Linked DNA regions of Homo sapiens: region 2 is linked to region 1. Evidence: chromatin loops called from intact Hi-C (ENCODE). Cell type or tissue: gastrocnemius medialis. All regions are shown on one strand. Each heading gives the region's core, and the rest is flanking DNA. Links, peaks and the distances in the headings are about the cores only.

Region 1 (12,467 bases), core at 2,446-10,445:
ATTCAAGAGCCTCCTCGAGACAACTCTTCCCAACTAAGACATACTGAGCATCTGCTGTATACACCCTAGAGGCACCAGGGACAGGGAAGTCATAGCTGAAACAAACCAAAACTGTGCAGGGCCACCAGACAGCTGGACAGCCATATCCCTGGCTGGAGTCAGGTGGCTTCCTCACTGCCCCCACTCGTAAAATAGGGTGACATCATGCTTATGGGTCCCGAGTCTGGGTTCCAGTGCTGGCTAAATCACCTTTTCTCTGCGTGCTGTTGGGCGGACTCTGGGCCTGCTTCCTCATGTTTAAAGTAGGCTGATGGTGAAAGTGCCACCTCATGAGGTGCTGTGAGAATCATGTGAAAGAATGAATGAGAAAAGTGCTCAACACCGCTAGGCATACATCAAGCACTCAATTATCAGTTGCAATTGTCACTCGACTTCACAACTGCTATACCTCACTCTGTCTTCTGCATTCTCTCCTACCTCTGCCTCTCCAAATCTCCCCTTTTCCCTCAAGGCCCACCTCTGGGCACACCTCCTCCCTGAAGCCCTCCTTGACTACTCTGGATATCAATGACGACTGCTATCTCTGAACCCCAGATCTCTGCAGATCTCACCACTCCCTAATGCCTCCCAACTCTGAACACCCTGAGTCCTCCTTGGGCCTCAGTCTGGCTCTCTCCTGTATTCCAATCCCTGGGTTGACCTGTTTTGCCAACCTGCAGGAACTCACAGAGATCCATTCTCTCTTCTGTGGACTCTGAAGGTAGATGGGTGAGCCCCACCACCAGCTGTCAAAAGCTTCTGGGTTTATTGGCCAAGAATGAAAATTAACTTGGAGCATGCTAGGAAGGGAAACCAATAGTGCCCTGCTCTGAACCCAGCAATGTGTCCACAAGCACCTGGGGTAAGGCTAGAAAGGGCATCCAAGTGTGGTGGCAGCAGCGCTCCAGGCCTTCCTTCTCAGGCAACGTTCTCTCTGGCATCTGTCTTGGGGTTTCCAGGGTCCCCAGTCAGCTTTCTCCCTCTTGGCAACAGCTCCCTGAACTACAGACCAGCTGGAGCAGAGAGAGTACCGAGCTGTTTCCAGAGCCTGGTGGGAGTGTCCACAGCCCAGAACAGGCTGTGCACAGGCTAGATCTCAGCAGGCTGTGGCCTTGCAGGCCTGTCCAGGTGGTCTTGTGCTATGGTTGCAAGGCAGAACTGGCTCACGTTCGAGAACAGCAACCCTTTCTCTCTACTCATCCTCAAGAACAGCTCAAGCCCACCTCTTAGATGCCACCCTGACCGGCCCAGGTCACAGAGACCCCTCAGAATGCTCATAGCAGCCACTCACTGGGCCCTTGGGCTTCTGCCTGCCCCCACCCCCCCACCACTTTCGATGACCGCCTTGTCCTGCAAGGAGCACAGTCACAAAGCAGAGATTGCTACCGCCTGTGCTGGGGCCACGTCTGGACCATGGTGTGTTCTGGTTAGCCAGTTAGATATTTTAAAAATATTTGAGCTAACGTTTATAAATCAAAATATTTCACATAAAAAGCCACAATTTCTGACTTTTCTTGAAAAAACTGGATGATCGAGCAACACTGGCCCACCTTCTTGCGCTGTAACCATCAGCTAGAGCTAAGAAGTGCTGTCCCCTTCAGACCAGGCAATCAACCCCAGTTCTCTGCAGACCCATACACTCTCTAATGCCTCCCCGCTGCTCACAGCCTCACTCTCACCTGGCTCCCTCACTCACACATGTTACCTGCCTGGCCCCTGTAAGGCATCCGAGTTCGAAAGTCCCCTGCGAAAGAGCAACTAACTGGAAGTGGTCTATGCCTACAAAAATGAGGGCTCCCCCTCAGAACTTGGAAATAAATCAGGACGAAGGATTGCCCTTGGGAGTTACACTGTGAAATAATACATGATAGTCCAGGTCCAAAACAGAAATATGCAAGGTCATTGCAAGCAGAAAGAAAAAAAGGCTCCAGACCAGCAGTACTCAACCATAACCTGGCTGAAGATAGCCACAGCTATTATAGAAGATGGTGTCACTCAGCAGAAACTCGGCTGTGCATACCCAAGCTCCTCCTAGGGACAGGGTGCTCCTGCTCAGTGTCTCAAGGGAGGAAAGGACAGCCCAGGGATGTCCCACTGCTCCTGTAATGCCCCCACCACCCTCCAGCTCAGCCTTAATGTGAGCTGAGTGGCTGCCTCCTTCCCCAGCTAAACTATGAGCTCCTGGAGGCTGAGGACCTGTCTGCTCCTTTCCTTGGACCCTGGGAGCCTGAGCTGACCTCACCATAGACATTCAGTTCCTCTTTTTGACAGTTTCATGATGGATTCCCAGAAAGTAGAAAATGGTCAGCAGCAGGTAACAAATGCTCTGCCCACCTTGGTATTAGCAGACGGCTGCTGATGGGCACAGATGGGTGGCACATTACAAGTGGACCCAGCAGACACAGCTTGGGTGTCAGAGGGCAGGCCCCTCTTCTGCCAGGGAGCCCTCATGTATCCCACACAATGCCTGAAGCATGCTGGACAGCAACCACAGGAATCTCAGACTTGATCCGGTGCCCAGCGCTCTTACAGCTCTCCCTGAATTCTCTACGAACCACAGGGAGGCAAAGAAATCGGCAGCAAAAGCCCAGGGCCCCTGATTCCTGGAGTGGCCTCCAGGCCCAGAGACAACACAGCACAGCTGCCTCTGCCTTTGCTTGGAGGACCCGAGGGAGGGAAACTCCTGCTCAAAGGCAGCTGCCCTTTGACCTTTCCTAAAGCAGGAAAGCAAATCATCAATATTGTATTCCCCACAGATTGTTGGTTTCCAAACTATTTTCCTCTAATATCATACTTGTTTTTCAAATGAAATTATAAACGACTCCCCCCAAATATATAAAAGATAATAAATACCTGTGTTTATTGAGAATTTAGTATGTGCCGGCCCCTGTGCTAAATGCTTGTCATATATTAATTTAATCCTCAAGATCATCCTATAATGTAGGCATTATTTTTGTCCCCCTTGTACAAATTAGGAAACTGAGGACACGAAGGGTTGCTCAAGGTCACCTGGCTAGGAAGAGGCTGGCTCAGAACTGAAACCTGGACAGAATGGCTCCAAGACATGGATACTCTGACCAAAGAGAGTGAGGGTCCCAGAGCTCCACTCCCTCAATGTGCCAGCCCTTGCCCAACATCCCCCATAAGCTGCTAGACCCTGTCGTCCCTCCTGGAGTGGGCATTGGAAACTGCTCCAGATCAAGCCTTTGGGTCCTGTCCAGGGTGCCAGAAGTTATGTACTCTCCAGGGAGTCCGAAGTCATTTAGGGAGGTCTGGAGGGTGGCACTGGGCCTCATGCCCCTGGAGTCTGCACAGCTCAGCATTGTCCTTCCTGCCAGTCAGCTCTTAATAACCCTGCGGCTGCAGTTAGGCAGAGCATGCATCACCACCCCCTGTTACCCTCCCATATGGGGACCCTGGAACAGTATGCCAGTGGCCCAGTGACAGGGCAGGATGATGACCCAGGCATCTGACTCCAATCCTGAGCATTTGCCCTGGACTAGCAATATCTCAGATTCCCACTCCTTGTGGCATGAACCAATGAGTCACTGAACGTTGCCCCCAGGTTGAGCTGAGATAGGGTAGGAGCTCTGAGGAAGGGGGAAAGGGACGGATGAGACAGGTGCAGTCCTTTTGAGCTGCAAAGGCTTCTTCTGGTTAGAGGGTATGAGAAAGCCAAGCTCTGCAGGCCACACATATTTGCAAGCCATATCCACTACCTTGTAGAACATAAAGCCCGATTACAGAGGCCTCCCACAACAGATTGCCAAGCCAGAGACAAGACCTCTTGGCCAAGGCCACATAGAAGGTTCAGGTATGGTTTCCTAGGGTTGGTTTCCCCAGTTACTTCTCTCTGGAACATGATCAAGTAATTGGGAAAACAGGCAGCCAGAAAAATCTAAGTTCCAGTTAATTCCATCAGGAACCCACTCTAGTGTGCGTGCTTGAGAACAGGGACCTTTTCGTTTTTCCCATCATTGTATTTCCAGGACCTGGTATGAAGTGGGCAATCAACAGAAGCCGGAAGGGAGGACTGTGGGCTCCCTCCGAGAGGCCCATGGTGGGCCTCTGTGACCTAAGAGCTCCTCCCACAGGCTAGTCTGGGACAGCTGCAGTGAGGAAGGACTCCCAGGTGCAGCCAGATGCCTTGCAGCAGAGAGCCCACAGGGGGCAGCTCCTGATGGCTGTTCTAATTAGTCCATCAGAGTCTTTGGTCTCTACTTCCCATTATTTCTGTGGTTAATTTCACCCACTAGAGCATGGTAGCAGCAGATAACCTCTTCACACACACAGCAGGAGAAGTCTGTAGCCAGATACAACCGCAGGGAGCAGGCTGAGTGGTTAACTGGCAGATAATTAACTGAGAAATCCCCCACAGCCATCTGCAAACTACACTGAGACATGGAGAAGGAGGGGATATAAGGCCAGAAAGGAGCCTCCCATAGCCTCAACTGTCACTGGATTTCACCCAGAATCCTAGAAGCTTAGAAGTAAAAAGACCTTACAAAGTATCGAGTCAAGTGTTGGAGAGGATGTGGAGCAACTGGAGTCCTCAAACACTGCTCATGGGAATGTCAGATGGTGCAGCTGCTGTGGAAAACCATATGGAATGGTTTGCAATTTCTTGAACCATTAAACATAAACCTTATGACCCAACAATTCCACTCCAGGTATATACCTGAGAAAAATGAAAACACATGTCTACATAAAAACTTGCACACAAATGTTTTTAGTACCATTATTAATAATAGCCAAAAGGTAAAATCTACACAAACATCCATCAACTGATGACTGGATAACAAAATATGAACTATGCATGCAATGGAATATTACTCAGCCATTAGAAGGAATAAAGTACTGATCCACGCTACCACATGGATGAACCTTGAAAATACAAAGCTAAATGAAAGAAGCCAGTCACAGAAGATCACATAAGATTTCATTAATATGAAATGTCCAGAATAGACACATCTAGAGAGACAAAAAGTAGAATGGTGTTTGCTTACAACTGAGGCAGGAAGGAGGCAGGGAGACAAGGGGGTGATAGCTAAAGGGTTTCTTTTAGAGGTGATGAAGGTGGTAAAGGTCACACATATCTATAATTAGACTGAAAACCATTTAATTGTATATTTTAAATGTGTAAATTATAAAATATATAAATCGAATCTGAATAAAGCTGTTAAAAAAGTAATGTACATGGATTGGCCCCATGATTATTGACTTGGGTTGGAATCTCTGGCTTAGTAGCTTGGAGGCCTCTCCAAAAAAACCATAGTTGTTAGAATCATCTAGGACCAAATGAATAAAAGAACATCAATGACAAGCCTTAAAACGCCGGGCGCAGGGGCTCACGCCTGTAATCCCAGCACTTTGGGAGGCCGAGGTGGGCAGATCACAAGGTCAGGAGATCGAGACCATCCTGGCTAACACTGTGAAACCCCGTCTCTACTAAAAATATACAAAAAATTAGGCAGGCATGGTGGCAGGCGCCTGTAGTCCCAGCTAATCGGGAGGCTGAGGCAGGAGAATGGCCTGAATCCAGAAGGCAGAGCTTGCAGTGAGCCAAGATCACACCACTGCACTCCAGCCCTGGGGAACAGAGCGAGACCCGTCTCAAAAAAAAAAAAAAAAAAAAAAAAAACCCTTAAAAAAAAAATCACGGAGTCAGCGGGGTGTGGTGGTTCACACCTGTAATCCCAACACTTTGGGAGGCCGAGGTGGGCAGATTGCCTGAGCTCAGGAGTTCAGCTCATGGGCAACATGGTGAAACCCCATCTCTACTAAAATACAAAAATTAGCCAGGCATGGCGGCATGTGCCTGTAGTCCCAGCTACTCGAGAGGCTGAGGCAGGAGAATTGCTTGAATCTGGGAGGCGGAGGTTGCAGTGAGCCAAGATTGCGCCTCTGCTCTCCAGCCTGGGCAACAGTGAGACTCCATCTCAAAAAAAAAAAAAAAAAAATTTCACTGAGTCTAGGCTCCCACTGAATCTGGAGAACTTGTTTGAAGCTTCCTGGAAGGGTATCTGTTGCCTCACCAAAGATGAGGATGCATCTCATGGTGCAGCTCCAGCCAGCCAGCAAGCCAGCCACCCATCTATATCTATTCATCCATCCATCCACCCAGCAATCCACCCACCTACCCACCATTCATCCATTCATCCATCCATCCATCCATCCATCCTTCCATCCATCCACCCACCCACCCATTCATCCATCTATCCACCCAGCCAGCCATCCACCCCCCCATTTATCCATCCATCCATCCACACATTCATCCATCTATCCATCCATCCATCCATCCATCCATCCACCCACCCACCCACCCACCCACCCATCTAGCCATCCATTCACTCACCTATCCATCCATTCATCCACCCATCTAGCCATCCATCCATCAATCCACTCATTCACATATCCATCCATCCATCCATCCATCCATCTACCCACCTATCTAGCCGTCCATCCCAATCCACCCATTCATGTATCCATCCAACCATCCATCTACCCATCCATCCACCCACCCATCGGTCCACCCACCTGCCCTGCATCCATCCATCCATTCATCCATCCATCAATCTACCCACCCACCCATTCATCCATCTGTCCATCCACCCACCTATCCACCCACCCATCTATCCATCCAACCATCCATCCATCCATCCATCCATCCACTATCTAGCCATCCATTCATCCATCCATTCACCCACCCACCCATCTAGCCATCCATCCATCCATCCATCCACCCATTCTTATCCATCCATACATCCATCTATCCATCCATCCACCCATCTATTCATCTACCCATTCATTCATCCACCCATCCATTCATCTACCCATTCATCCATCCATCCATCCACTCATCTAACTGTCCATTCACCCACCCACCTGTCTAGCCATCCACCCATCCATCCACCCATTCTTATCCATCCATCCATCCATCCATCCATCCATCCATCCATTCATCCATCCATCCATCCATTCATCCACCCATTCATCCATTCGTTCACCCACCCATCCATCCACCCATATGTCCATTTAAAAAACACTAACTCAAGCTTGGTATTGAATGTTACGGACACAAAACGAAGGGCAGAGAAGCGATCACACAGTTATGACATCAAGGGTCAAGTGCTACAGGGGCCCAGAGAAGCAGCACCAACATAGGAGAGAAACACCAAAAACGTTATTTTTGATCTGCTTGCTCCACTTGACAGAAAAATGAAAACACAACTATTAGACATTAGAACTAGAAGAGATCTTAGAAAGCAAAGTCATCAACTGTAAGGCTCACCATTATTTTATGAACCACAGAGAAAATATGCTGTCAATTAAGCTATGCCATAATGCCTTCATGATAGTCTTACATGTAGACAAATTGCTCACGCAGGCCTCACCTGGCTCTGAGACTGTTTCATCTCTTCTGAGTCAACTTCTGGCAATTTCTTCCACCTTTCGTGGCATTGTTTAGCATGCATGAGACTGACAATTCTTACTGTTTTATGAGATTGCAGTCTTTCCTCCAACAATATTTGCTTCTCTAATATTAAATTGGTGCCCCACTGCTCTGTCTTCTGGCCCTTCTGCTAATAAATCATGATGAGACCCTTTTGTAGACACCTTTAACGACATTCATACTCAATACATGGCTAATCAACAACAAACCTCTTTTAATGGAGGATGTGACACTATGAACAGTAGGCCCATGTTCACACAGGCTCAGGCCATGACGACTATGTCCTGCCTGTCATCTGGCAACAGCAAGGGTGCTATGCCAGCGATAGTAAGATGCAGCCTGATTTAAGAAACATTAAGATGTGAAATGAACATGCCTCCTAGCATCAGTGAAACGAGCAAGCCAATTCTTCATATTATAGGTGAGGAAACATACCCACAGAGCTATGATATGACACACCCCAAATCCCAGAGCCTGGACTAAAATTCTTGCTTCCTGAGATTTGTGCCAATGTCTTTTATTTCTCATCCCTCAGGCTGCCTCCAGGAAACTGCCATCCCTAAGCTTGTCTTCCATTTTCTTGCTTCAAAACAAAAGTGTTTTAGAGCATACAAGACAGTGAGTTGAACATATCAGTATATGCAGTCTTGGTCCAAGAAGCCAGTGAGGGTGGGTGATGGGGGCCCTTGTCTCAATGCCATCTCAGAACCCTGCTTCAATGTGTCAGTAAGCAAAGAAAGACCATTAGTTTATAGCTGTCCTGAGACTGCATTTCCACTCCCCACAGGCTGGTCCCCAGGCTGTCATTCAATAATATTGTGCCATGTTTACAGATGAGGCTGGCCAGATGTTTTCTCAGACTCATATAACTCTCCCTACAGGAAGGACCCTCGGGGGGACAGCTTTCCCATCAGATCGCCTATGAGAAAGTCTGGCAACGCCCTTGCCAAACCCAGTGTTAAAAATCATTATTCCTGTTGTGCACGCACAGAATATATAGAGATCAGAAGGCTGCTAAATTGATTCTCAGTGTCTAAACATGCGGTCAGTACATCTACCTCACAGAGCAGTAGATCAAGGTGGGGGAAAACACATTTTTCTTTTGGGAGCCTGGAATCGCCGGGCTGGACCCTTGAAATTAACACAGATTAACACGATCAGGTCCTCTTTGCTTCTACAAAAGCTCTTTTTACTTTTCCTATAGCTAGATAAAGAACGGGCCTAACACCTTAGTGGTGAGGGCAGATCTCAGTTCAGCTGAGCTGAGATACCCTTCTCCGCAGGCCAGACCAAAGCCTGAAAGGACCATCATCCAAATTGGAAATGTGTCTACCCAACACGTAGGAGAGCAGTGGCCTAAGGAAACACAGTGTCTACGTGGCTGAGAGAGCAAGGAGGCGCCTCTCAGATTTCAACAAGCTTAACATTCTCACCAGGGACATGCCAATGTAAAATGTCACCAGTATGAGACAGGCTGCACTGGGATTGATGTAGCAGGAGGCTACTCAGGGCTGGCTGGGAATATTGCAGGGAAAGGGAAGAACTGGTTTGGCTGCAAAAGATAATGAAGAATTTGTCTATCTCATCCAGCACTATTCAGGAGAGGGGATGGAGAGACTGCCAGGAAAAACCCCAGCATTCCAGTCTGATTTATAGTGACAAGCCAAGAACAGAGCTGGGGACACCGAGATATCAGAGCTCAGAAGAAATATCCCTTCAGCTCACCCAGTAGCCTTTGCTCTGGCTCTGTCCTTGACTCAAAGCGCAACAAACGCCTGTCACTTCCTCAGTGTCTGCCAGGCACTGTGCTAGACCTTGGGATACCAAGGCGAATGAGAGATGGGCTCTGCTCAAGGACATCCCCAGAGTGGCAAGGAGAAGACAGAGTATGAAGTGACAAGGACAGCATAGGAAATCCTGCCCAGAGCCACATCTGCTTGCTCCAACTGACAGAAAATTAAAAACACAACAGTTACAAAGGTGCCCATGGGGAGTGACACACAAATGAAGCACATACAGACACAGGCTTCGGAGCTCATCGCCACCGCCACATGACCTTCAGGAAGTTCCTGAACTCTTGAGGCCTCAGTCTCCCCAGCGCCAAGTCACTCTTGTTACTTCCTGTGTCAGCCCCAGCTCCCCACCCTGGGAGCTCCCTAGAAGCAAGCAATGATGGGGCGCATCTATTGCATGCCTCGGGGGTTGGGGGCAGACTCTGCACACACTCAGGTTTGATTGCTTTTAGTGCTCTCAACCCCATGGGGTGCATGCTATTAGTCTCTCCAATTGACAGTGAGGAATCAGAGGCATGGAGATTATTAGACACATTGGTTGGCAGCTAGGTGAGTTGTCCCTTCTCACCTCACACCCTCAAAGTGGATTGGCCACTTGGAGGGTGTCACAGGTAGGAAAGCTTTGAGGTCACTGGGCTGGCTCAGGGAAGCCCCGTGACAGGCCAGGTAAGGCTGGGTCACGGCACCCTCTGTTAGGGCTCATCACATCACACTGGGGGCCTTGTCCATCTACGCAAGACACAGGGGTCACCCTTTCGCCTCCTAACTCCAGCACATGGTACCCACCCTGTCGCTAGAGGAGATCTCCTTCTAATCCTCTGGATCCTGTGAGCACAGCCAGGTGCCTGTGGACATGGGCAGTGCAGAGGCCAGCTGAGCAGGAAGGTGCTGGCATGAGGGGGACAGTCTGGTGGGCACTAAGACGTGCCCACACTCAGCTACAGACATGGCTTGCTAGCTTATTCAGCCCTCAGGAATTGTTTACGAAGGGCTGTAATAACCCGGGATTGCTCATGACACCATGATATGTAGGAAAGAAAACACAATTTTTAATAGACCCTGAAATCTCAACTACATGAAAATACATAGAAATAGGACTGTAAACTACAAATATCCAAAGACATCTTTCAGAGGTGGTATTAGGACTAACTTTTCTCCTTTTGCTGTTTCTGTATTTTCTTTTTATCTCCCCAAAATGAGATTTTGGCATTTTTATGAACAAGAAAAAAAAAAACCTTTAAGAGGAAAAATGTAAAGGTTGGCTGTTGACCCCCCTGGCTAGAACACTGGTTCTGAGGAGTCTGTGTCCTTTCAGATCCGGTCACATGCTGGACATACGGAGGGCATGCCTATCAGTGTGAGGCCCCGGCCACACCCTGGGCCAATAGAACCATCTGCTCAGACTCCTCCAGCAACACTGCTTTACAGTTCGCCAGGCCTTTCCAACACCCATGAGCTGATCGGCAGAGAGGAGATTTTCTGCTCTGTTAAAGCTCTCAGGCCCCCGTCGGGTGGGCAGTCCTCCCACGCAGAGAGGTCTAAAGTCTTCAGGTCAAAGGTGGCGGCATCCTATCCATTGATCACTCCATGCACCACTATTGAATCTGGAATCTGCTCCACTCGTATAGGGGCAGGGGTGAGAAAGAGTCTTGCTGGGATTGTCCCCTGCCCTTTCTCCAGGAAAAAGGCTGGGGTTGGAGGTGGAGACTAATCACAGTGTCTCCGTTCTGGGTCTCTTGCAAGGAAGATAGTCCCCATAAAGTACTTTTGGCCCATGCTGAATACTTCACTACATTCAAGAAATGCTGATGTCCTTATTGGTGCTATCATGCTCATTCTTGCCCTGCGTGCTGTTATAGAACCCTCTCTGTTGACCACAATGGTAAGTACAGGAGCCTGCCCGCCCACACCACCATGCCGTTTCACCGTTTCATGGCCCTCTGAGCTGCAGATCCTTCTGGCTGGCAAATACCAAAGGGTTCCCAAGTTCTGACCTTAAATTTTAAATGCACAGAGATGATACCTGCCATGAGCTTATTGCTGGCTCCCCTCAACCTCAGCAGGCCCTGCTGCATATATTCTGAGTCTGTGTATTGCTGGAGGCAGGACAGGCTTCATGCACTCCTGAGCATCCTTGGAAGGTGCTACCTTGGCCTCAGAGCGGAGAGGTGCCTGCCACACCTTCTCTCCTTGCTAATGACAGCACACTTCCAACTTCCTTCAGGCTGAGCCTCTGAAAACTTAAATATGAATGAGCAGAAGTTCACAGGCTAAGTTAGGTGGTTTTGATTGTTCGTTTGTGACTTATAAAGCAACTATGGTTCAGGGGATGCCTGTGATGTTCCTTAGGTTGCCAAGTAGGAAAAATCTGGAGCCCTGGTAAGACCATCAGAGCCTCCGCCAACTCCCCATTACCCTCAGCTGGGGTTTCCCTGCCCACCCAGGCCATCTACCCACTGTTTCAGAGTCTGGAGCTTACTGCAGGCCCACTGGAAGTCTAAGGGTTTGGCTTCAGGGTGCCGCAGCCAGAAGATGAGCTGGAAAGGCTGAAAGGGCATTGGAATAGAGGGTGATAGAGGCTCCATCCTAGGCCCTGCTGCAGGCAGAGATCCGTCCCCTGCACTGGCCACTGGGTCTCCTCATCTGAAACAGCCAAGTTCTCAGGCTGGAAAAGAGAACACCCAGCGTTGGCCCTCCTCCAGACAAGAGGGCTGGAGCTGCATGCCAGCACACAGGCTGCTTCCTCAGCCCATTCTGCCCAGACAACTGCTATCCACCTGTGTTAGGCCATTCTCACATTGCTATAAAGGAATACCTGAGGCTGGGTAATTTATAAAGAAAAAAGGCTTCATTGGTTCATGGTTCTGCAGGCTGTACAAGCATTGCACCAGCATCTACTTGGCTGCTGGGGAGGCTTCAGGGAGCTTTCACTCATGGCAGAAGGCAAAGTGAAAGCAGGCACGTCACATGGCCAGGGCAGGAGCAAGGCAGGGGTGGGGCGGGGGGAGGGTACCACACACTTTTAAACCAGGTCTCACGTGAACTCAGGGAGAGAGTTCGCTTATCACCAAGGGGATGGCACCAAGCCATTCATGAAGGATCCATCTCCATGATCCAAACACCTCCCACCAGGCCCCACCTCCAACACTGGAGATCATATTTCAACATGAGATTGAGAGGGG
Region 2 (12,467 bases), core at 1,425-9,424, 54 kb after region 1:
GAATACTTGGTCACCCTGGAAGGAGAATGGGATATGCGTTCTGTGTGCCTCTCAGATCACAGCCAGGGCTACTGGGAGGCACACCTTGGTCTAAGATAATGTCTTTAGGCCCGGGCTGCCAAGTAATGGCCTGGGCTGCAAAGCTGTAAGCTTCCAATTCCCGGGAGGCTACAAGGCAGATGCCTGCAGGAGGCCAAGCCTCTCTCAGGTCCTTCTGGGCTTTCAGATCTGTGATTAAGTCATTTAGAGCCTCTCCCATCTTCTAGATTGAAGTGGGAAGGAGAGCCTCAGGGACCTCAGGCAAATCTCAGGAAACCTGGAAGATTCTTTCTCTCCGAAAAGCTGGTGTTAGGCTGACAGAGAGGAGAACTTGGGAAAGGGGCCATGTTCCCAGCCCACCAGAGTACGATAATGCTCCTCCATCGTGGATCCTGCCTTCAGGGGGCTTTCAGCCCTATCCCCACAACCCTACAAAGGCATAACCTCTCCACTGCAGTGCACTGGCAAACACAGTGAAGAGGGTGCCTCCATCGCAGTGCCTGCCTCGGCCTGGGAGGAGACAGACAAGGGCCGCTGGGTACAGGGGCAGCCTGGAGCCAGTTCCTGAGGGAGACACAGGAACCCAGAAATTTCCACACAGTTCATTCTAGAGAGGCAAGAGGGCACAGTTCAGAGAACCAGTCCTCAGTTTGTCTTCTCACTGGCAAGCCTGGTATGCGAACTTGGCCAAGTCACTGGTTTCTCTTGCTTAAATGTTCCCATTGGAAGAAGTGCACTAGCCCTGCCAGCTCCCTAGGCACCTCACAACAATGCCAGGGGTAAGGACCCCTGGTGGCACCAACAACAGCAAGAAATGAGAAGACAACTTAGCTGGTCACACTGGCGGACAGCCACTCCACCACAGCAGCTGGGTGTGCACAGCCTCTTCACCCACTGCAATCTGCAGGCCTCTTCCCATCCACCCAAATACTGGTGTCAGGGAGCTTGGGAGTCTGGAGCTCTGAGGTCATGAGTGGGCCGCAGAGAATCAGGAACTTTGTGGCTCATGCCTGTAATCCCAGCACTTTGGGAGGCCGAGGCAGGCAGATTACGAGGTCAGGAGATTAAGACCATCCTGGCTAACACAGGGAAACCCTGTCTCTACTAAAAAAAAAAATACAAAAAATTAGCCGGGCATGGTGGCGGGCACCTGTAGCCCCAGCTACTCGGGAGGCTGAGGCAGGAGAATAGCATGAACCCGGGAGGCGGAGCTTGCAGTGAGCTGAGATCACGCCACTGCACTCCAGCCTGGGCGGCAGAGCGAGACTTGTCTCAAAAAAAAAAAAAAGGAAAAAGAAAAAGAAAAAGAAAGTCACTCAACCTCTTTTCCAGTTCTAAAATCTACGACAGATACATTAAGTAAACTTTTCTAATGAGGTGAGTAAAATCACGAACGCCTCGTGGGATGAGCCAGGAGCTGGGCGGCTGCAGGTTAACAATCCTTGTTCTGACTGCCCTGGTTACAGTCTGCATTCCGGGAATTACCCCATCACCCGCTCCTCACCGTCATCTGCCAGCCACCTGGGCCTAAAGGCAAACGGAAACAGGATGGAGGGAAAGACACAGAGGTCTTTGGCTCAACTTGGGCCTCCAAGGCTTGCCACGCCCGTGGCTGGCTTCTCTCTGGTGCGAATGAGGCTGCAGGCAACCACGTTTTTGTTTCACCTAGAGGAGGAAATCACAGTGACATCACTTCACCAGCAACCCTCTCCCCACACGCTTTTGTGGACGTCACTCAAAGCCCACACCATCAAAAGCCTAGAACAAACCTGGCACAAGGTGGGGATCATTTCTACCTTGTGCAAAGAGGTAATTTTGTAGGGAAGGAATGAATGGCCAAACCACACTTCCAACTGGCCGTATCAGGAAGATGTGCAACTGTTCCCTCAGGTGTAGGCAAATGTCAAAAACATCTCAGGGATTCTCCCTCCTAATCCCTGTATTATAGAAGGATGGGCACTGGGAACCTCAGAATGAGAGGATCAGAGACTTTAGTATTATATCGTCCAAGCCCTGAGGTCACCGAGGACAAAGCACCCAGATGTGAAGTGACTTCCCTGAGAGCAGCCAGATCACAGGTGGCCAATCTAAGACCAGTGACCTTTTCAGAACATCAGGGGACTACAGGGGAACCTGCCAATCCCTGTGTGTGACAGGCAAAGCTTGAGCAAAACTGGTTATGCCACTTCTTAGCTGTGTGGCCTGGGGTAAAACACTCAACCTCCGCTACTGTCTGAATGTATCCCCCCAAAATTCACAAGTTAGAAATCTAACCACTGACTCGATGGTATTAGGAGGTGGGGCCTTCAGGAGGCAATTAGGTCATGAGGGCAGAGCCTCATGAATGAGGTTAGTGCCCTCATAAAGGACACCCCAGAGAACGTCCTCACCCATTCCATCATGAAAAGAAGCAGTGAGACGGTGCAATCTATGAAAAATTGAGCCTTCACCAGACACTGAATCTGCTGGCACCTTGATCTTGAACTTCCTAGCCCAAGAAATAAGTTTCTCCTGTTCATAAGCTACTCAGTCTATGGTATTTTGCTATAGCAGCCCAAATGGACTAAGACACAGGAATCCAGAAATTTCCACACAGTTCTTTCTAGAGAGCCAAGAGGGCACAGTTCAGAGAACCCGTCCTCAGTTTGTCTTCTCACTGGCAAGCCTGGTATGCAACTTTGGCCAAGTCACTGGCTTTTCTTGCTTAAATGTCCCCGTTGGAAGAAGTGCCCTCATTTTCTCATCTATGAAACAGAAGCTGTAATGGCTAATGAAGACAGCACATGCAAAGTGCTTACTATGACACCACAATACTTAGCAACTGTTAGGCTTTGAAAGTTATTATTAGGCCAGGCACGGTGGCTCACGCCTGTAATCCCAGCACTTTGGGAGGCCTAGGCGGGCGGATCACGAGGTCAGGAGATAGAGACCATCCTGGCTGACACAGTGAAACCCCGTCTCTACTAAAAATACAAAAAAAATAATTAGCTGGGCGTGGTGGCGGGCGCCTGTAGTCCCAGCTACTCGGGAGGCTGAGGCAGGAGAATGGCGTGAACCCAGGAGGCGGAGCTTGCAGTGAGCCGACATCGCGCCACTACACTCCAGCCTGGGTGACAGAGTAAGACTCCGTCTCCAAAAAAAAAAAAGAAAAAGAAAGTTATTATTGGATCACCCAGGTTTCAGGAGAAAGACCACCTGTTCAATCCCTGCGTTTACAGACATCTCCCCACTGCCCAAATGCAACAGCTTGCAGGCCAGAGTCCACACAGGCCTGGGTTTCTAGCCTGGCTTCCCTGTGTGACCTCAGGAGGAATGCTAACTTTTCAGGTGTATCTGCAAAAGAGAAGAATAACAACTACACTCAGAGCTGAAAGATGAAATACACTTAGGGGGTGAAGTCCTAAACACAAGCATAACACACAATGCATGTGTATTAGTATCCATGGCTGCCATAACAGAGGACCACAAATCAGGTGGCTGAAAGCAACAGAAATGTATGATCTCATAATTCTGGGGGCTAGAAGTCCAAAACCAAGGTGTGAGCAGGGCCACACTCCCTCCACAAGCTGCAGGGGAGAATCCTTCCATATTCATTTGCTAGGGCTGCCATAGCAGGCCACCATAGACTGGGTGGCTTCATCAGCAGAAATGTATTTATTCTGGAGACTGGAAGTCCAAGATCAAGGTGTTGGCAGGGCTGGCTTCTTCCAAGGCCTCCGTCTTGACTTGCAGATGGCTGCCTTCTCGTTGCATCCTCACACTGTTGACCCCATCTGTGTCTTATCTGTGTCCTCTTCTTCTTTTAAGGACACCAGTCATACTAGATTAGGGCCCACTCTCATGATCTCATTTTACCTTAATTACCTCTTTAAAGGCCTGGCCACCAATCCAGTTCTGAGGCGCTGGAGTTAGGACTTCAGCATATGAATTTTGAGAGGACACAATTCAGCCCAGAACAGGATAGTTGATTACCTTTCTTCCTCTTAGGGAGGAAAACATGTAGAGATCCGTAAGTTCTCGTCCAGGGCACTGTGCAGTGCCACACGGAACTGGTTTGGAATCTGGACAGATAACCAAATGAACAAGTCCCTTTCTAGAAATATGTATCTTGCCTTAAAAATACTTTTTTTTCCATGAAGCATGGACCCTGTGGCCGGCACCACCCTAGCCCTATAGGAAATGCCCTGATGACTCCCAGGACAGTAGCAAGGTGCTCATGATCCCAGGGGACAGATAGGCAAGTATCCAAGGAATGATGAGGAGGCAGGGAGTGATGGGAAGTGCTAAGTGCTCTAGCAACCCACAGACTGTGCTGTGGGAAGAGGGGGAGGAGGACACAGTGACACCCTGAGCAGAGTGGAGAGGAGCCCAGAGGGGACAGATTTGTCTCTTAGCTTGCATGGTCAGCCCCACGGCCTGGGCTGTTTGCATGTGTATGTATAGAGGGGATAGTGGTTTGGGGAGGGGAAGGTGGCATCCACCACCATCTTCCCACACCCTGCATTCCCTGGGGCCAGGCTTCCCAATCAGCAGGGACAACAGAACTCATTCTGCAGAATGTGCAGGCCACAGCTGAGCACCAATTCCTCTCCCCAACCCACAGCTGCCTGCAAAGGTGACTGCCATCCTCTACCAACCCACTGGAGCCTCAGGCCCTCAGGCCTTTCCAGTCCTGCTGCCTAGGCCACCAGTGACATATGCTCCCTCCCTCTGGACAATTCTGCCTACTGGGGTTCTCCACCTGGCCCCAGTGTCGGGAAAGTGGAGGAGCTGCTGGGAGAACAGACCACAGAACCCATGTCCTGGGACCACAAAAAAGGCATCCATGGAACACCTGGGATCCTATGCACCAGCATTACCTGTGGCTTAAGAAGTAATAATTACCAGAAATGGCAAACCTATAGTGATATAAACCAGGTTGGTGGTTGCCAGAACTAGGGGGTGAGATTTTAAAAAAACAAACAAACAAACAAAAACCTCAACAATATTGAGATATAAAAAAAAGTAAAGCTAATTCACTAACTCCCCCCCAATAAATAAAAACATCTTGAAACTTGGTGAAGTAAATGTTCCTCTTTGCTTAGCCAACCATTGCTCCCTTCCCCACTTCCTTGCAAACACAGCTTGCCTCTTGCTCTAGATGAGGCGAAAGCACCAGGGACTTGCTTTCTCCTCCTCCACTGGAGCGGAGGCATGGGTACTGACCCGTTTCTCTTCAAGGAGCCTTGATAGAATCTTCAGCAGGGGAATTCTGGGAAAGGCTTCCCTTCCTGACAAATTAAGACAGACAAGGAGAATCTAACCTTCCTGCCTGCCTTTGGACGCAGTTATGTGAGAACATGATGCCCGGAGCAGTGGCAGCCATGCTATGACCATAAGGGGACTGGCCTGAGAACAAAGGCCAATGTGCTGAAGATGGCAGCCTAGGTTAGACAGAGTCCTTGAAATGATCGCTGACTCCCTGAATGAACCAACCCTAGAGCTCCTACCTTTAGACTTCTGGCTGAGTTGAAACACCTTGTTTTTAAAGCCATCGTTAGTACACTGTTCTTTTACCTGTAGCCAATAACATCCCACAAGCCCGATGGTTTTCATCTGTCCATACTTCCACCCCAATCCCCAAACTGAGATCATGGTGAGATATAAGATAGAACCCTGTGGCTGTAAACTGAGCCCCATCTGAATTCTGAGTTCAGTCCCCACAGATAATGCTTTCCCCTACGTCCTCTAAGCAAAGGAAGGAAACAGCTGCCAATTCCTCTTGTGCACGAGCACCTCCCCCATCACCCCTATGTGCACCCTGCAGTATAAATGACTGATAACAGTGTCTGATAATAGTGTCAGGTATGACCCACATGCATACGCCCTCCCTGGCCCATGTGTCCATAAGCCCTCACCTACCCAGGACAACCTCAGTTTATATCTGTGTCCCAGCATGATTATCCATTGGAAAAAAAAAAAATTCACAGTCATCCGACTTCTGGCTGCCTTGGCACCCTTTTCATTCTCCTGACCCCATACTTACCACCTTACACTAGCGCAAGGCTATTCTGTCTTCCCCAGCAAGATGGGCAGATGGGCAGCAGGGACCCTGCCAGGCTTACCTCAATTCATCTCACCTCACTCCTAGAGCCAGACCCACTGCAGATACCATGTGTGTCCACTAAACTGAGGCAAAGGTTAACAGCTAAAAGGATTAAGGCAAATCAATAGAATGTGGGCAGAAGAAACCATTTTTAGAGGGAGAAGAGGAGAAACTGGGTGCTTTCTCGGAATCCCTGACCTTCACTATTGGCCTTGTCTGCACAGGGTCCTTCATGCCAGTGGCAGAGCACATCCAGGCACGTCCAGCCATCTGATGCAACCTTGCTGCAAAGGCAACGCATGCTCTTTATTACCCAATCTGCTGAATATGTGACCCACACAGATGCCAAGCATCAAGGAGATGGAGGAACAGAAAGACATTTTGCTTCCTGAGAGTGCCCAGGGTACTGTAGGTAGATACCGGAGACAGATAAACCGCATGCTGTAAAAAATACTTTGCTTGTAAACACCAGCCTGTTTGGTGACATGCCAAGATGTGAATTCTCTAGCAGGTCACTTTCTTGATCTCATGGTTCAAACGTGTAAGTATCTCAGCAAATGCCCCAAGAGTGTGGGACAGGCCTGTGTGTTCCCAGCTACTGGTGAGATCATGATACTGCCTACCCCAGGGGAAGGCCCTATAAGGGAACAGCATGGGGAATGTGTCAGCTCCACCCACTCTGGATGGAACCACACACATTCTTTCTGAATCCCTTCAGGGCTCAATTGTCATAACTACAGTTAGGCATTACCATATCTCTGCCTCTCTGTCTCCCTCAGAGAGGTTACTTTCATTTAGCGAGGCACACAGAGAGCGCCCAGCATTGTGCCTGGCATTTAACAGGCACTCAATAAACTCCCTGCACTCAATAAATTCCACACAGCTCCCTGCATGGGATTCCCAAGTTACTTACTTATAAGCTGAAATGTATTCTGGGCGTCGGAGGAAGGAACTTGCAGCAGGTGCTGCTGCCTCTCTCATGATCATCCGAAAAGCACCGAGCCAAAGCTTCTCAGAACTCCCCCATCACAGACTGCGCCTATGCAGCCGGCTCAGCTACCCTCACATCTATCTTCAAAAGCTGCCTCTGTGTGAAGTAAGTTAGGACAGAAGTTGGCTGGATTCTCACAGAATCTCAGCTTGACAAATGGAGGCCCTTCCAGCAGAAGCAAGCAGGATGGTGAAAGGTCTAGAAACCATCTCTCACAACAGCTGCAGGGGCCATGGGTGAAAATGGCCAGCGAGGAGGGTGGCCAGAGCTCAGTACAAGGCCTTTCCAGCTATAACATAAGGGAAGGCGCTGCCTCCAAGGCAATAAACTCCCGGCCACAAGCAGCAAGCACATTGGAACCAAGCGCTGCTGCAGTCAGGATTCCCACACCAGGTGGAGGGTTGACCAGATGACCTCTAAGATGTCTCCTGAGTTTGAAACTGTAGGAACTAAAGACTCTGAGCATGGGAAGACAATGTAGTGCCCAGTCTAGAGGACCAGTAGCAACTGCAATCTGCACAGGGCACCCTTAAGGGGACCCTGGAAAGAAACCTTATCTGTAAGAACCTGACCTGAGTATGCAGTAGGGAGAATGTTCTGGGCTTCCTAGACGGGGCTCATCTGAAGTTTTTTCCTAAGAGATGAAGGCTTGGATGGAACTGTCCTTCTCTGCCATCCTGCACATGCCTCCCCGAGTTGTGCAGCTGTCTCCAAGGCCCTTTTAAAAGGTTCCTACCGAGGGGCACCTCTGCCCTTTCTCTTCTCTCTCCTCCCTCACTTACCCTGCCCTGATCGCAAAGCATCTCCCAAGGTGGAGATTTAAGTCAGCAAAGGGCAAAGAGCCCCAGACTCTCCCCAGGCCCCTGATGCCCTAGAGCTCACAGTCAGGAAGACACTGGCCCCCAAGTCTTTACATGCTAATTTCTCTCTTGAGGGCCTCCTGGACCACATGTGTAGTGGACATTCAAAGCTCTAACAGGCCTGAGGTCTCACATTTCTAGGGAAGATTTTTCTCCACCTCACATCCAGGTCAAGACAAAAAGCAGCACACCCACTTTCCATCCCCCATGCGGACGGGCTGCTGTCTAGTCCATCCTTTCTCCCAGCATGCAAACTTTTACCAGGTCCTGTTTTAGGCAGGGCTCTTGATTCCTGGTATCATCTCTAGTCTCGGAGGAGATGCAGTCACGACTCAAACCCTTGGGCTTTGAGGCCAGGAAGCACCCCTCAACACCTCTCCCAACCCCCAGGCCTAGACGAGCCTCAGCTGGAGCTCACCGTCCACACTGCCTGAGATCCCTGGGGATTTCCCTTACATTCCATGAGCTTAGCTCTTCTTTGAAAGGACGCTAGCTACAGCTTACACAGCCTTTCTAGGTGCTCTGTCATTGGAAGGTTTTCAAGATTTTTACTCCACTGTGGTACTAAAAGTATTCTAAATCAGTCTTGGGATGCCCCTTTTGGACGTGCTTATGGAAACCTTCCCTGACTGACCTCCCACCCCAGACGACTAACTCTGGGTACATCCCTGCAGATCCACAAACATAGACTGAACACACACTTACAATGTGCCAGGCACTATTGTCGGTTCTGAGAATTCAAACATGCAAAGACTGGACGTTTGCCTAAAACACATCAGCTCTATAAAAATGAAGTATGGCAGGAAGAGAGGGATCTGCAACACTCTATTTAAGTTGCATTCCACTCTTCCCTGGGGTTGTTACAGCTTTTTAGTGGCTTCATATGTTCATATCTTCTCTCCCCAACAAAACTACCTGCTCCTGGAAGCAGGTTCCAGGGCTTCCCCACTCTGTACACTCCAAGGGGCTGGGACAGGGCTCTGCTCACTGTGGATGTTAAAAAGCGAAATGCCTCTCCCCTAACTCACTCTAATGCTTCCAGCTGAAACACGCTCTTGGCTGTCGCTGGATTCTGCCAGCTGGGCCTCCAGCATGACACAGCATCCCCGCCTGGCTTCCCTGACGACAGCGGCCGGCATGACAAAGGATTATCTGACAATGGGAGGAAGAGGTCTGCTCTCATTGTCTACAGCAGCCCTCACCGTGGTTACGCTCAGTGGCCAATGCTTCCCCGCTCCCAGGGCTCAGCTTGGGCACACACTTCTGCAGCCTCTAGCTTGCACAGTGCATTGTCTGTAGGGCAGCACCACCCCACTATCCTACCAGCAATTCCAATTCAATACCGGAGCACTGAACTCACCATGATCTTCCCTCCCACCCCAACCCCAGCAGACCCTGCTCCAGCAACCAGAAGTTCGCACCTGAGTTAAGAGCTGCCGTCCATCTAGTCAGTGAGGCCACAAACCTGGGAGCCACTGAGATGATTCCCTTATCCCCCAAGTCTAAGTAATCACTGCGGACTTTACTCCCAACTAATTTTAATGTATGACCTTTGGTCCATCCTTAGATGCATGGCCCTTGTTCCAGGTCTCACCCCCTATGACCTGGATGCCGTGGAGAGCCTGTTACTGCCTCACCAGTCCCATGGCCGCCTGGCTCCCAGTCCTGTTCCCTTCCGATCCAAGCAAGGCTGTACACCTCTCTGATTAAAGTCCTTCCTCTATGCCTTACCTGCAGGCTAAAAGCCAAGGTCTGAAACCAGGCTTACAAAGCTCCTCCACTCTGAGCGCTGTCTGCATCTCCGCCTTTGCATTTGACCTCACTGCTTGCGGTTCCTTCCTACACCCAGGCAGCCTCATGCCTCCACACCCTGCGCACGCCATGCCTTCTCCCTGAATGCCCGTCTCCCATCTCCTTTCCTGGCCAGTTCCTTTTCATCCATTAAGATTCAGCTCCTGAGCCGTCTCCTTTAGGAAGCCCTCCCTGACATCTGAGGCCGGAGCAGGTGGCTGCCCCTTGTCTGTGCCGCTGTAAGGGCCTTGGGCTTCTCTCTACCTAGACTTCCCACATGACGTTGAATGGAACTGTTTATGCATCTGTCTCTCCCACTAGAAAGCTGGCTGCTTGAAGGCAGGGGGCTGTACCTGTTCACTGTCATAGCCCCAGGGCCTAGCACAAAGACAGGCATAGAAAAGCAGCCCGACAACTACTGTGAAGCTCGCACCGACTGCAGGATGATCAAGTAAACCTCTTAGGTCTGTTCTACCCACCCCAAGCACCTAGTTGCCCCCTAACCATTTTTGGGCCATTGCCCCAGCCTAAAACCTCCTCCACCATTACCCAGGCCTACTCCCAAATTCACCTCATCCATGAAACCATCCCAAACTGGCTCCACTCTACAGATCGTTGCTATGGTAACTGCCTCCCATACTTTATCTCCCCTACCCCTTGGGTAAGTGAGCATTTGGGTCTGGCTCTGTGGCCGAATATGAGTGAACAGTAGGCATTAAGAAGCTCTGGGAAGTTCAAGGCTTTCTGTTCATCATAATGATGTCAGACAGCAAGCCACCTCAGCCCTGAGCACTGGACCTGAAGTCTGAAGTCAGGGTTCATATCCCTGCTCTACTGCTTACTCGTGACTTGGGCATGCCACTAACCATGAAGGCTCAGCTTCCTGCTCTGCAAAATGGGTATAACAACAACTGCCTCACAGGCTGATAACGATAACCACCTATTATAAAAGGCAGATGGGATAATTTGTGTGAAATAGTTTGCAAACTGTAAAGCCAAATCAAGTGCAGCGTATTAAAGTAGCCCCAGTGTCAACCAACCACTATCCAACCTTTCTGTCCTTCTCCCTACCAGTAGTTTTGTCCTTACTTGAGTCAGTTGAGAATCAAATGAAATCTGTAGATTCTCTTCCTAGAAAAGTACACACGCATCCCAGCTTTGCAAACACTTCCAAAAGGTTCCTGAGGACCCTGCCTCAGGGCCAGAAAGCCACAGACCAAGCTTAAGAGCACTGTAGGACACCAAGACACCCTATATTTCCCAAATACAGACCTTCATTTGCTCATGAATGCCAAAGATGAAGATAAGGCAGGAAGGGCCAGTTGTGAAGGAAAGAGAAGTCAAATGAATTTCAGAGCCCTTCCCAGAACCAGAAGACAGGAGAGAAGAAGATAAAGAGTTCTCACTCTTTGGGAAGAACCTAACTTTTTTCCAGAAAGCATTACGGTACATAGAAAGAAGATTGGATGAAATCTCAAATTCCAGGATTTTTTACCCACTCTGCTAAGGGCTCACCATGACCTTAGGCAAGTCATTCCACTTCCCTAGGCTTCAGGTCTTCACGTGAAGATCAGATCATCTTCAAAGTCCTCCCCAGCTCTGGGTGCCGGAGATCCAAGGATGTGTCTGTTCTCACCCCGTTGTGAACCACAGCTCTGGCCTTAATTCCAAAGTCAGAGGCATGCTGAGAGCACGGTGCTAACACAGGGAGAAGGCCACCATTATAGCAAGGTTCTAAATTAAACCGCACACAGCGGGAGGCAGGGGCAAAAGAAAACCCAAACCTGAAAGGAAGCAGCTGAGCTCAGGGTGCCGGTGAGTCAGCAGTGAGGCCCAGAGGTAGACGCCCCCTCCCCCTGCCAAGCCAAGGACATCAAATGGGGCTGTGTTATCAGGTAAGTTATGCAGAAATGCCACCACGTGTGGAGAATTCTCAGAAACTGCAATTTGCCTGCATGTTTGTACCTCCTGTTCTCTATCTGGGCTCAGGATTCTCTCTCCAACCTAACCACCCATCTCCTGCCTCCTCCTTCATGACCTGAGCTGCAAACAACATAACCTTAAAACAAGGGCAATGGAGCCCAAAACAGAAATGAAATTAGAGGACAATATCTGGGACCAGACGGTGAGTTTGGGATTAGATAAAAAGCAGACTTGTATTAACACACCTACACAGACCTGTAAGGCAGAAACTCCTACACCCAGGCAGGGCCTGAGTGAGACCTTGACCAAAGCCACAGCCTGTCCCTGAGTCACAGCACATCTGAGCTGGGGCGGGACCACGGAGAACATCTCCTTAGCTCCGTGTCGCCAGAAACCTGTTGGTTGGCTTCAGGGTAATTTCCATCAGCTGCCTAACTTCCACAGAAGAACATACCTCTGGGCCCTCCCGGGAGGTTGCAAACAGCCTGAAGTTCAGGGTAACAAGGCTATCAAGGTGTTTTTTCCCCATCGCTTCCTTCTGCATTTGCTCTAGAATAAGAACTGGCATCTTGGGCCCCTTGAAACCAACATATGTGAAACTAAGTTCCAGGGTGACTGCTCTAAAATATTTATGATTTGTTCCCTCCTGTAGGCTGTGTTATTGCATTGCAACTTAACTATCTCTGCTCTACTATCTTTGTAGAGAAGCAGAGTATCTGGCCTAAGTGAGGCTGGTGCTTCATAAACATTTGCTGGACTTAATTAACATTTGTTAAGT

What was found. Hi-C counts contacts between places; a loop is a spot of excess contacts. Peaks named below come from ENCODE experiments on the same cell type or tissue, not always from the same donor. Only the 100,000 strongest peaks of a DNase experiment are listed, where the experiment ranks them.
Region 2: it touches region 1 in a loop (2.6-fold over the local background); 32 of 110 quality-filtered maps call a loop at or near these places.

Annotation. Positions count from the first base shown.
Region 1 is chr18:48,597,382-48,609,848 of GRCh38, reverse strand. The region is part of intron 1 of CTIF (cap binding complex dependent translation initiation factor); the gene reads right to left. Among named protein-coding and RNA genes, the nearest start is that of CTIF, 65 kb to the right of the region's middle. In gastrocnemius medialis, for the core only: no CTCF peak of the experiment used is centred there; no DNase peak of the experiment used is centred there; H3K27ac peaks cover 553 bases.
Region 2 is chr18:48,542,521-48,554,987 of GRCh38, reverse strand. All of the region lies in intron 1 of CTIF (cap binding complex dependent translation initiation factor), which reads right to left. Among named protein-coding and RNA genes, the nearest start is that of CTIF, 9.7 kb to the right of the region's middle. RefSeq lists enhancers at 4,593-5,094, 9,802-10,367, 10,886-11,660, 11,661-12,437. In gastrocnemius medialis, for the core only: no CTCF peak of the experiment used is centred there; DNase peaks (open chromatin) are centred at 5,227, 6,397 and 9,077; H3K27ac peaks cover 3,419 bases.